Linked DNA regions of Mus musculus: region 2 is linked to region 1. The links are chromatin contacts, found by POLR2A ChIA-PET in ENCODE. All regions are on one chromosome and are shown on one strand. Each heading gives the region's core, a stretch centred on a gene start or an enhancer-like site at or near the end of the contact. The rest is flanking DNA. Distances are from core to core; before and after follow the strand shown. Region 1 holds the start of Rbm25 (RNA binding motif protein 25). Region 2 holds the start of Riox1 (ribosomal oxygenase 1).

Region 1 (6,509 bases), core at 2,199-4,698:
GTACTCATATAAATAATAATTTTTTTTAAAGAAAGAAAAGATTAAAGGAAAAACAGCAATATTAATAATTCTTATTAGTATTTTCTCCAAATACTTAAAAAAAATGTTTTAAGTACAAAAGAAGCTAAGCTTGGTACATGCCTATTACCCAGCACTGGAGAGGCCAGGACCAGAGAAGCCTGAGTTTGATACCAGCATGGGCTACTTACTGAAACTCAAAAAACCAGAACAAAGGTATCCAAGAAGGCTTTAAGAAGGAATCAAAATCTCCTTGAGGAATGTGGGATAGCTGTAAAACAAGAGAGAAAAGAACTGAAGCTCTCTAACTCAAGGAAACAAAGCTTGCCTAACAAGTCCACTGCCCTGGATTTGTTCCCCAGCATCACAGTAACTCTATATTAACCCTCAAAACATTCAAAGACTAGGTATGGTAGTACACACCTTTAATCCTAGCACTTGTGAGGCAGAGGCAGTAGATCTCTATGAGTTGGGAGGACAGCTTTGTCTACATAGTGAGTTCCTGTCTCAAAAAGCTTTTTGTTAACATTAAAAAATATGGGCTGGTGAGATGGCTCAGTGGGTAAGAGTACCCGACTGCTCTTCCAAAGGTCCGGAGTTCAAGTCCCAGGAACCACATGGTGGCTCACAACCATCCATAACAAGATCTGACGCCCTCTTCTGGTGTGTCTGAAGACAGCTACAGTGTACTTACATATAATAAATAAGTAAATCTAAAAAAAAAATTAAAAAAAAAAAAAAAAACATTAAAAAATATAAAGAACAGTTTTCCAAGATGGTGATTACTTTTAACAGTGCTAATTTAATATTAACTTTTCTCAAAGCTATGAAACAACAAATTTTCCTCACATAAATAAGGAAAATAAACTGAAAACTTTTCTGTGGCTAAAAAAGTAATGTGAAGCCGGGTGTGGTGGCGCACGCCTTTAATCCCAGCACTTGGGAGGCAGAGGCAGGCAGATTTCTGAGTTCAAGGCCAGCCTGGTCTACAGAGTGAGTTCCAGGAGAGCCAGAGATACACAGAGAAACCCTGTCTCGAAAAAAAAAAAAAAAAAGTAATGTGAAAAGCCCTTGACCTGAAGTCAATAACTCAACACAACATTGTTAACACGCACAAGTGTGTGTATCTTCATTCAGACACAGCATTGCAATAAAAAGATAATCACAGAATAGATCTATTAGCCAAAATTATTAATACACAATGGCTAAATGCAAAACACTATTTTTTTCCCTAGAAGTTTTTTGGTATCCTACCAAAAGAAAGGAAGAAGATAGCGCAGCAGTTACAAAAACTTACTGCTCTTCCGGAGGACCTAGGTTTCATTCCCAGAACCCATATGGTGTTTCACTGCCATTTTAAAATTCCAGTTCTTGGAGATCCTTTCCTGGCCTCTGGCCTCACCAGGCACAAATACAGTATACAAACATATATGGAAGCAAAACACCCAATCAACCCATCCACACAAAATATATTTAAAATTCTTAGCAGAAAATACTTTTGTGACACCTTCCTCACACACAAAAAAGAGATAATCCCAGAATGACTTGATGCCAACATGTTTTTTCCTTGTAAAAGTCCTCAATATCCTTTTTCTCTCCTAGATTCCTTGGTGTACAAGGGTTACCGTCTGTATCCAAGAAGCTAATTTGTTCAGGGAAACACAGTAAGTGGGTGTAGACTCCAAAGTTCCCCACTGAGAAATTACCAATTCAAAAGTTTCATGAAACCACAAGGTCTCAATTCCCTACCAGTGGAGAAAGTAAGGAGCTTAAATATGTTAAAGTCTACTCTAAGTACACAGGAAGAAATGTAAAAAGTCTCTGAAACGTCTGACTCTTAATTCTTAAGTAACACCATTTATTAGTATAAGCCAACATCATGTTATACAAAATTTTAGTGAGCATTTTACATACATTTTTTCCAGTCCCAAAGTCCAACCTGTGAAGTGGATCGAAATGTAACTCTCATTTTACTGATGAAGAAAATCAAGACTTAAAAAAGTTTAATAAGCACATTGTCTGCTTGAATCACAACTGAGCAATTGAATGTCTTATGAGAACACTGAACTCTTTGAAATATCTTTTATAAAAAAATTAAAGTTCTCACAAAATTACATTCGTGGTGTGAATACTCCCCGTTAAACTATCAACCTTTCTTAAATCTATATACAGGCTTACAAGAATCAATATCATACAGCGACCCTCTTACTTGTGGGGAAAAAAAACAAGAGATTTTTAAACTGAAGAGAAACTGAAATTGAGGGTGCTCACAGACAACACACAAAAAAACTGTTTATACAATACTGCCTCTACCTGATTCACCTTATTTCACTAAAGCACTATGATACAAGAGAAGCCCAATCTTTTCCCTCCTTTTGGTCGGCTTTACTCTGACCTGTATCAAAATGGCATTTCCACGTCAATATAAATCCATTATTACATAACTTCAAGATAACCTTCATACTCTTATTTCGAAAACTGTATTTAAAAATCAATACTGAAAACAAAAGGAGGGCAGCATATTTTAATATGAAGAAGGCTGGTGCCGCCTAGAATGAATGGAGAGATCCTTTACAGCATCCCTCCCAATCGGAAAGGGGATCAGACGGTGAAACTCATCACTAGCTCCAACAAGCAGGAAAGGTGCTTTAAAACCAAAAAAGTGGCCACTCGATAAACTCAAGGAGGGGTGGGGCCCGTTCTTTTGGCGGCTGGCACTAGACTACCAGACAGAAAAGAAATCCGTTGGTGGCCCGCACCTCGCTCCAAGAGTGGGCGCAGGCTACTTTCAAGGCGCAGCCTGGAGGCACTTGAGTCCTCGGCCCCGGAAACCTACTGAGAGGTGGCTCTGGAGGCCCCGAGGAGACAAGGGCCTCCGGGCCGACCGATCCTAGCCCTGGCTAAGACAGGAGCCCCGTCAGGGCCCGAGGCGATTCGCTCCCAAACTGAAACGGAAGCCAATAGACAAAGTGGGCGACAAAAAATAAAATAAAATTCCCGGAGGACCGCTCCGGCCGTGGGCCCGGCCTCCCCGGGCTCCTGGTTCACTGGTTTTTCCGAGGCCTTGGAGGGGAAGAGAAGCCCGAGCCGCGTGCCCGTCCCCTCCCCCACCCCGCCCCGTCTCCCCACCCCCCCCCACCCCCCACCCCGCTGGGCCTCCACAGCGGCCCTGGCTTCTCCGCCGCCGCCTCCTCCTCCCGCAGCTGAGGTAGCAGGTCGAGCGGTTTCCTCACGCGTTCGGAAGCGTGGACTCACCCGCCGCTAAGAAAACGGTACTGTCTTCGCGGCCTCTGGGCGTCAGGTGATGGAGTGGGGCTCCACCGGTTCGAGGTGTCTGCGCGCCGCCCGACTCTAGAGACTGGTTCCGAAGCGCCTACTCGCCTAGGCCGCAAAACACAGCCGCGCTGCGCGGGGAGCTCCTGGAGGGCTTCCTCTTGCCCGGCGTGCACTGCGCCAGGAGGCGTGGAAAGGGATAACCATAGAGAAGGTGATGCCTAGATAGTCTCCGCCGTCGCCTCTGACTCATTAAGTACAGAGGGATGACCATAGAGTGGGATTGTCTAGTGGGACCTAGAGAGGCTCGAGCTGTAAATTACCACCCACCCTGCCATTTTTGATTGGAGCCGATTGAATCTTATGACTGTGCGACGCCATCTTGAGGTCAAGGTTCCGGCTGGTTACTCGCGCGGGGCTTGTTACAGGTTTTCTCACATTTTTTGGTAGTTCGTTTTCCAGGAATTAGAACCTTGGTCTCCTGATTCTTGGAGGTTCGATGACCTGATACCTGGGCGGGACCGAGAACCTCAATAGAAAGCCCAGATGTCATTTGTTCTTCGCAAAGTACTGCTCACACCAAGAAATAACTGGCAACGGCTATATTGGGTTTTTTGGACTTTTTGTGCGTACACACACTATATCTTAGGCGAGGTAACAGGGTCAAAGAGGTAACTAGATGCTTGGTATCTTCAGAAACCTGTAAGAATATTTAATGCAACTTTCCGCAGTGTGCGAATGACTAAAAATACTAAAACAGTGAAAATGAATACTCACAAATTACTGGGTTATCCAAATTATGGAATTTATAAGCAGTATCTGCTGCTTTTGTTTCCTGTTACTCAGAAGGATTTTATAATTCGTTTACAAGGAGCTTGTCTCTCTGAAGGTGGAGAGTGAGATTTATTCCTGTCCTGGGAGAGCTGGAGTCCTGGGATAACAAATAGCAAACCTTGGTTGGTTAGTGTATTAGTCAGGGTTCTCTAGAGTCACAGAACTTATGGATAATTTCTAAATAGTAAAGGAATTTATTGATGACTTACAGTCGGCAGCCCAATTCCCAACAATGGTTCAGTCGCAGCTGTGAATGGAAGTCCAAGGATCTAGCAGTTACTCAGTCTCACGCAGCAAGCAGGCGAAGGAGCAAGAGCAAGAGCTAGAGCTAGACTCCCTTCTTCCAATGTCCTTATATTGTCTCCAGCAAAAGGTGTAGCCCAGATTAAAGGTGTGTTCCACCACACCTTTAATCCCAGATGAAAGGCATAGCCCAGATTAAAGGTGTGTTCCTTAACTCGGAGATTCAATCTTCTGGAATCCATAGCCACTATGGCTCAAGATCTTCAAACCAAGATCCAGATAAGGATCTCCAAGCCTCCAGATAAGGGTCACTGGTGAGCCTTCCAATTCCGAATTGTAGTTCATTCCAAATATTGTCAAGTTGACAACCAGGAATAGCCACTACAATCCACCCCTTGTCAACTTGACACAAATAATATCTCATGTTCACATGAAACAATAACAAGGTTGTAAATACGCCTAACATGATATAACTATCCCTCGTACAATCGCAAACGCATTAGTAAATTTACAATGGGCATTCATATTACTTTATAATCCTCGTTTCTGCAACTGGTTACGTGGCCTTAATTGGTATTTATAACTACCTTCCTCTACTACCCATTCTGTATTTCCTTCACCTTCAGCCAGCACCTCAGCAGGTCTTGGCTCTTTTCCTGGAGGATTGACCCATACCTTCATTCCTGATGGGTCTGCGTCCTTTGTCATCCTGCTTGGATTAGGCTGTTGTAGTTTCCCATTGACTTTAATCACAGGACATGGTAGTACTAAGAGACGCCCTAAGGGATCTCCTGCACTCCAGACATAATCTTGCTTACCACCATTGTGAAGAGGTAATCCAATTTCCCCATGGTAATCTGGATCTATCACCCCTCCTAACACTGTTATTCCTTTTTTAGCCTGTTGGTTTAAGGGCATTAGAAGCCCAAAATGACCAGGGGGAAGTCTGAGCTTCCAGTTCAATGAAATGTTTGTTGTAGCTCCTGGTAGGAGCACTCCCCTCTCTGGAGCCAAAACTTCTAGGCCAGCAGAACCTAGAGTTATGGGGACAGGAAGCAAAAATTTTCCTAGAGGGTCACTAGGAGTGATAGTAAGTGGAACTATTCCTTTTTCCACCCCTTGATTCCTGGACCCATGAATCCTGGCTATGGGTGAAACTGTACCATATATCGAGCGCTGATTCAAAGCATATACTGCCTTCTGAAGAACTCTGCCCCAGCCTTCCAAGCTGTTACCACCTAATTGGCGCTGTAACTGCGTCTTCAAAAGGCCATTCCATCTTTCTATCAGCCCAGCTGCTTCAGGATGATGGGGAATGTGGTAAGACCAGTGAATTCCATGATCGTGAGCCCACTGTCGTACTTCTCTGGCTGTGAAATGAGTTCCTTGGTCAGAAGCAATACTGTGTGGAATACCATGACGATAGATGAGGCATTCTGTCAGTCCGTGAATGGTGGTTTTAGCAGAGGCATTACGTGCAGGAAAGGCAAATCCATAACCAGAATAAGTATCTACTCCAGTAAGAACAAAACGCTGTCCTTTCCACGAAGGAAGTGGTCCAATGTAGTCAACCTGCCACCAGGTTGCTGGCTGGTCACCTCGAGGAATGGTGCCATATCTGGGGCTCAGTGTTGGTTTCTGCTGTTGGCAGATCTGGCAATCAGCAGCAGCTGTAGCCAGGTCAGCCTTGGTGAGTGGAAGCCCATGTTGCTGAGCCCAAGCATAACCTCCATCTCGACCACCATGGCCACTTTGTTCATGTGCCCATTGAGCAATGACAGGGATGGCTGGGGAGAGAGGCTGATTGTCCACAGAACGGGTCATCTTATCCACTTGATTATTGAACTCCTCCTCAGCTGAAGTCACCTTTTGGTGAGCATTTACATGGGACACAAATATCTTCACATCCTTTGCCCATTTGGAGAGATCTATCCACATACTTCTTCCCCAGATGTCTTTCTCACCAATTTTCCAATTGTGATCTTTCCAAGTCCCTGACCATCCAGCCAATCCATTGGCTACAGCCCATGAGTCAGTGTATAATCGTACATCTGGCCATTTCTTCTTGCAAACAAACTGTAATACCATGTGTACTGCCCGAAGTTCTGCCCACTGTGAAGATTTCCCTTCACCTGTGTCTT
Region 2 (6,509 bases), core at 1,748-4,247, 320 kb before region 1:
CTGAACACCAATCTTCCCCCTATGGCCAGCTTGCAAAAAGCTGGGTGACTAAAGCCTGTGAAAGCACAACTAGGTGACATGACGCTGTCCTTGTGGGAGCTAGCAATGCCAGTAAGTCACTGATTTCAACCAAGCGCTGAACAAATACCGTATGTATTTCAGAGCTGATTCTGCTAGTAAAAGATCTCCTGCTAGGACTGTTCAGATTGGACGGAGTTCAAGTATCATAACTAAAAGGAGTATGTTACCTCCAAAGCCAATCCACGGCCCCAACCAGATATGTTTCTCGTCTTTAATGGGAGTGATGCTAGGATAAGCCCAGGGCGGTGCACATGCCAAGTGTCCGCTTGCTCTACCCCAGCTCTCTCACCTTTGCAAAAGATACTCCTTTGACATCCTAAGCCATGCTTTCTTTGTTTTTTGTTTTGAGACAAGGTTTCTCTGTATAGCTCTGGCTGTCCTGGATCTCACTTTGTAGACCAGGCTGGCCTCAAACTCAGAAATCCGCCTGCCTCTGCCTCCCGAGTGCTGGGATTGAAACCAAGCCCGGCTACTAAGCCATGCTTTCATCTGAGCCATATTTTATCTTCTTCCTCGTCCCACACTTCTTCAAATCAATCCCCCCCAAAAAATCTAGGCTTAGAAAAGAAAGATGGTCTTTGGCACTTTTTTTTTTAATAAATCTGACGTTCATACAAACTTAACGCGCAGCACACTGACCCCAGCTCAGCCCCGCAAACTGATGAAATAGAACCCAAGGAAGCAACTTCCATATAAAACCCCCAATGTCTCCAGCAGAATGGCCCAGCCAATGCTACCCGGTACACTGGACACTGTAGGGAATGAAGCTGGTGCTCTGAAAGGACAGGGGTCAGGGCCACTTCTGCCACGAACTTTCCCCCTCAGCTTCAATTCCTGTGTTTACTTTTACACCTAGGTAAAAAGGTTCTTCTCCAGCCTGAAGTCTGCGACACTGAAAAAATCCTAAAGGTAAGCACAACCATACTGATGCTTAGCAAGGTAAGAACCCGACCTCTTTAAAAAGAGAGGCAACGGTAGTGGAGAGTCGCAACGGCACTCTTTCCAGCCATCCTCAAAAAACTAACTCGGAACTAGAGGTGTCTTGGTGAGTAGCAGCCCCTTATCATATAACATGGTTGCCAAGGAGAGCTGGTCTTCCACACTGTCACATGGCAAGTCCCCCACTCTCACAAACTCCGGGTAGGAGCGAAGCAAGAGTTCCATGGCGTCGGCTTGCTGGGGGTGGATTTCTAAGCACTTGGGTTCCTCTAGGTGATAAACTCGAGAGTTTTCCACCGTGTGATACAGGAACAATCGGCCTCCCTCTCCCACCAGCCGAGCTACGCCGTCCTGAAGCATGTGGACTTGGGTTTCAGTTGTCAGCTGGGCCCCCACATTGACGGGTTCTCCAGCCTCCCAGCGAACTGGGAGCCCGTGAACACTTAGAGCCCGTTCCCTATCGGTCAACACAGGGGGCAGGGAATCGTGAATGAAGTCTTTTGCTCTCTGGTCAGCCACAGCATCGACAGGAGCAAAGTGTCCCAGGCGAGCAACCAAGACCCGCACCTTTTCCATGAAAGCTGTCCTTCTAGGATCCTTAGAGTCGGAATGCTGGGCCCCCATGTAATCCATGAAGTCTCGGGGCAAGCCTCTGCGGAACTCCACGTTCTCCTCTATGGCCGCTTGCACTGCCAGAGGCAGTACAGCCTCCAGGAAGTCACCCCATGTATTGCGCTGGTAGGTGGACAAGGTGAGGTGTAGGGAGTGGACTCCATCCTGACATTCAGCTTGGTGAATGAAGCCCCGAGGAAAATAGAGCAGGTCTCCAGGTTCCAGTACCGTTTGCAGCACAGGCTCACCAAGGTCCTCCTGGCTGAAGTTGGGACTAGATGTCAGGGCCAACTCCTCACTCGGGTCCCGCGGTCGGTAGACGCGCCAGAGTTTCCGACCTTCCAGCTGCAACACGAAAGCCTCGATGTCATCGTAGTGAGGAGCAAAGCCCTGCGAGTCCGGGGGCGTGAGGTAGACGTTGGAGCCCGCCATGCTGCCAAACTGCTCCTGGAGCACGGCCAGAAACTGCCACACGGTGGGCGAGAAGGCTTGCGGGCACAGGAGGCGCAAGGAGCAGCCGGCTCGGTACAAGGACCACGCGGCGGCGGGAAGCGCGCGGCCCGGCGGGTTCAAGGTCTCCCGCCGTCCATCGACGTAGCGCGCGGCGTCCAGATGCTGCCCGAATTGCACGTCCTCGTAGCGCAGCATCGAGTCCAGGTCGGCGGTGGAGAAGAGACCCTCGTAGTAGCTGCGGTCCTGCCGCCGCACCAGCACCGCCTCCCGCTCCCACAGCCGCCGGTAGAAGTGGTCCGGAGGCAGGGGCGCCAGGAGCCACTCGAAGAGGCGGGCGGCGCGCCTCCGGCTGCTGGGGATGCCGTTCAGCTCCGTCAGTACCTGCTGCAGCGGCGAAGCCCGGGGTCGCCCCGGCTCATCCGCGTGCGAGCCCGGCGGCGGCGGAGCGGCCGTCCCCAGGTTCCGGGAGAGCGCAGCCCATCCCTCCACGCGGCTCGGCAGCGTCGCCGAAGCCGACCTCGGGCGCGCTGACACCGGCCGCGGCTCCGCCGACCGCGAGGCCTCCAGCAGCTCTGCCGGCCTCTTCCGCTTGCCCCGAACCGAGGCCACCGCCACTTTCGAGTCCGAGTCCTCGCTCCGGAGCGCGCGAGCTCTCAGCGCGGCCACGCGGGACGCCGCCGCACTTTTCCGGTGCCTTCGGATCTTCCGGGGCCGCAAGGGCAGGGCCAAGACCGACGCGCCGCGGGGCTGCGACTGCGGGTGCCGCCGGCGCCTCCCCCGCCCGCGCTTCAGCAGCGCCGCACCGTTGCCATTCGGTAGCTCGTCCATAGCGGGGCGGCCGGCGGGTCCCACGCTTCCGCGGCCGTGGTGCTTTCTGGGAAGGGGGCGAGTCCTTCGGCATTCCCTGGGTAGGCCAAGCCTACCGTCTTCCTGGGTCCTACAGCTAGCCCGGTTTGTCACCTTTTAAAACCGCGGTAGTATGCACTGGCAAGGCAAAATTCTCTACCAGATAAAGACTCCGTGTAAGAAAAGAAGGCACGAGGCATTTCAAAAGAAAACAACTTCATTCCTCTTTTTTGCTTTTCTGGGACAGAATCTTTCTACAGAAGCCGTAGCTATATAGTCCTAGAACTTATTAGGTGAGCCAAGTTGGCTTTGAACTCACAGAGATTTCTGTCTCTGCCTCGCGATTGCTGGGATTAAAGGTGTGCAGCGCTGAGCCTGGCTTCCTGTTTTAGTCCGCTTTCTCATTTTTGTGGTAGGCATTTTTGTTCCTAGGCAGTTTCCTGGTAGAATGGAATGAAGGCAAAGTTTGATATTCTGTATGAAGCACAGCTCTTACTGGCTCTCTTCACTGCAGAAAACTTCATTGTTAAGCCTCTCCTCTTCTTTTTCCTCTCTCTCCTCAGTTACAAAGCCTTGCCAGGTATGGTGGTTCATGCACGGGGAAGGCTGAGGTTACAGGGTGAGCCGCTTGTAATTAATATTCTTCCTCTGAAAAGGAAGTTAGGGACTTCTCCACTTTGTCAGTGTATTGCTACATAGTCCTTTCTAACCTCAAACTCCTGGGCTTGCCTCTCAATATGACATTGCAATAGGCTGTTTCTCCTCCTCCTCCTCTTCTTCAAGCTTCTGACTTTTTAAAAAGTTTGTGCATGCGTACGTGTATGTCTCAAGGAGGCCAGAGAAATCTCTTAGTACAGTAGTTTGTGGAAATCTCTCTCTGATCCTTGGATAGAGTCGTAAACACTCTTTAACCACTGAACCATCATCTCTAGCCCCCCGCAGACACCGCTTCTGCAAGCATTCTTGTGAGTGTGTGTGTGTGTGTGTGTGTGTGTGTGTGTGTGTGTGTGTGTGTGTGTGTATTTTACATATGTATGTACCACCATGCCTGGCAGAACATAGGTCTTGATTGGGCAGGATGGCAATACTTTCTCAGGGAGTTAGGTAGCTTAAATGAATTGATTGGAACCTGTGATGGTTAACACCGATTGTCAACTTGACAGGTGTTAGTGTTATTTTACATAGTGTGTTGCAGTTTTCCTCTTAACCCAGCTAACTCCCAAAGAATTGAGACTGGACTAGTATATTTACTCAAAAAGCTTTAAGGGCACAACAACTGAGCAGGTTACTCTATTTTAATCCTTTATGCTAATCTAGCACCTTCCCGACAGAATCTTCCTGATACTTGCAGCATTTTAGTACTGATCTGGTTCTCTGGGCTCCCGGACTGCTCTTTGTTTTTTCTTTCTCCTTTTCCTTATCTCTCTTGGAGTCTCTCCTCCCAGCCAATCCCCACTTCCTCTCTCGAACTCTGCAAATGTCCAGCCCTATTCTCTTTCGTGCTCATTCATTGGCTGATCAGTTCTTTACTGACCAATCAGGGAATTATTGTAGAGCAAGTTTTTCACCACATTGAGACATGAGATTCTCAGAATAAGGATTGCAAATATATATGGGGGTACAGAAGTCCACATTTGAATAATTCATGAATAATCTTTACATAGTACACAATAACATTATGACTACAGTCAGGATCTAGAATCACTAAAGAGGCAAGTCTCTGGGCACCTCTGTGAGAGATTGTTTACCTTAGGTTGAAGTAGGAAGACCCGCTGTAAAAGTGAGCAGTACCATCCATCCCATGGGCTGGCGTCCTGGAGTGGGTAAGAGGGGAAAGCAAGCAAGCGATCTGCACAGCGTCTTTATTCTCTGCTCTGAGTGAGGGTGAAGTGTGACTGGCTGCGACCTGCTCCTGCGGCCTCTTCTACCCTACCACGAGGGAACGTAGGTTCGCATAAATCCTCCCTTGAATTGGAAATATCTTTTCAGGTATTTTTTTGTCAAAGCTAGGGGAAAGTTACTGTAACAAACCTAATAGAGGAGCTATCCATATCAGATAAAGCCATCATGGGAGGTTGTGAAGGGTCTGCCCAGCACTGGGAGTGGGGTCTTAAAGCCGCCAGTGTCAGCCGGGCGTGGTGGCGCACGCCTTTAATCCCAGCACTCGGGAGGCAGAGGCAGGCAGATTTCTGAGTTCGAGGCCAGCCTGGTCTACAGAGTGAGTTCCAGGACAGCCAGGGCTACACAGAGAAACCCTGTCTCGAAAAACCAAAAAAAAAAAAAAAAAAAAAAAAAAAGCCTCCAGTGTCATCCCAAGTTCTGTGCCCTACAAGGAGGCTACAGGGGTCTGCCAGAAGGAGTCTCAGGAGGCATAGCCTTCCCTTTTTAATAACCACTGTTGTTGTTTTTTAAATTTAATTTAAAAGGTTTTTTGAGATTCATTGTATGTGTATGGGTGTTTTGCTTGTTTGCATGTCCATGGACCATATATAACTAGAAGAGGGTATCAGATCCCTCTTGGAACTGGAGTTATAGCTAGTTTTGATCTGCCAAGTTTTTAGCTAGGATGCTGGGAATCAAACCTGGGTCCCTGAAAGAGAAATTAATGCTTTTAATGACTGAGCCAAACCTCCGGGCCCCTTCTTCCTTTTTAAAGTGTGTGTGTGTGTGTGTGTGTGTGTGTGTGTCTACACTCACACATGTATGTGGATGCCAGAGATCAATGGCAGGTGTCCTCTTTGGGGACAAGATCTCTCACTGAACCTGAAGCTCAGGGCTTGGGCAGTCTGGCTCGCTAGTAAGCTTAGAAATCCTCCTGTCTTTGCCTCCCCAGTGCTGGGAGTACAAGCCTGGCTTTGCACATGGGCAGTAGGCTTCCAAACTCAGGTCACCATGCCTGCACAGTGAGCGCTCTACCCACTGAGCCACTCCCCAGCCCGAAGAACTTCCTTCCTTGTTGACATAAAGGCTGTGTGTACTGAGAGCATCCTGGTATTAGGATTGCTTGGGTAGATAGATACAGACAAAGGGCAGGTCATATTTGACACATTTGATAATTTGAATTAAATTATCTTTTCAAAAAGAAGGGGGGTTCCGGGTGACAACGGGCACAGCCTGTAGTGGACTTGGGGTTGTGTTGGGCTTCTCTGCTTATAAAGCTGAGGAGCTAGTGTTTAGCTACTAGAAGACTCTCTTTGTCATTTCCGCATGCTATACAAATATCTTCTCCTCCCAGTTTTTCCTGTGACCTCATCCTTTTCTTTTTTTGAACACGTTGCGATTTCCTTAAATAAAGAGTCTTGCTGCTATCTCTGTCTTCTCATTTCCCGTGAAGCTGGGAGTTGCCCTTTGGGATCTGACTTATCTCTACTTCCATCTCTTCTCCTGTGGCCCTGCTTAGTTCTCACCACAGAAGCAGCTATTAATAACGATCTCCGAACGTGTGTAGCACTGAGTGATTTGAAATGATGTCCTTAAATATATTGGGGTGGGGGGCGGTTGCTGTGGTGAAATAGGCTCTTATTGGCTTGGAATTCACCGTGTAGCCAGGCTGACCTCAAAGTCATGGAAATCCGTTT

Evidence for each region. ChIA-PET counts read pairs that join two places held with the same protein, here RNA polymerase II (POLR2A).
Region 2: POLR2A ChIA-PET joins it to region 1 with 10 read pairs in embryonic stem cell. The contact joins the promoter of Riox1 here to the promoter of Rbm25 in region 1. POLR2A ChIA-PET finds 5 or more read pairs at or near these places in 3 of 5 experiments (Patski and embryonic stem cell).

Annotation. Positions count from the first base shown.
Region 1 is chr12:83,629,182-83,635,690 of GRCm38, reverse strand. It overlaps Rbm25 (RNA binding motif protein 25), which reads right to left and starts at 3,448. Exons shown (of 19, transcript NM_027349.4): 1 at 3,274-3,448.
Region 2 is chr12:83,947,096-83,953,604 of GRCm38, reverse strand. It overlaps Riox1 (ribosomal oxygenase 1), which reads right to left and starts at 2,997. Exons shown (of 1, transcript NM_023633.3): 1 at 652-2,997. The coding sequence starts at 2,913. The coding sequence ends at 1,102. It overlaps Heatr4 (HEAT repeat containing 4), which reads left to right. Exons shown (of 17, transcript NM_001376939.1): 16 at 938-990.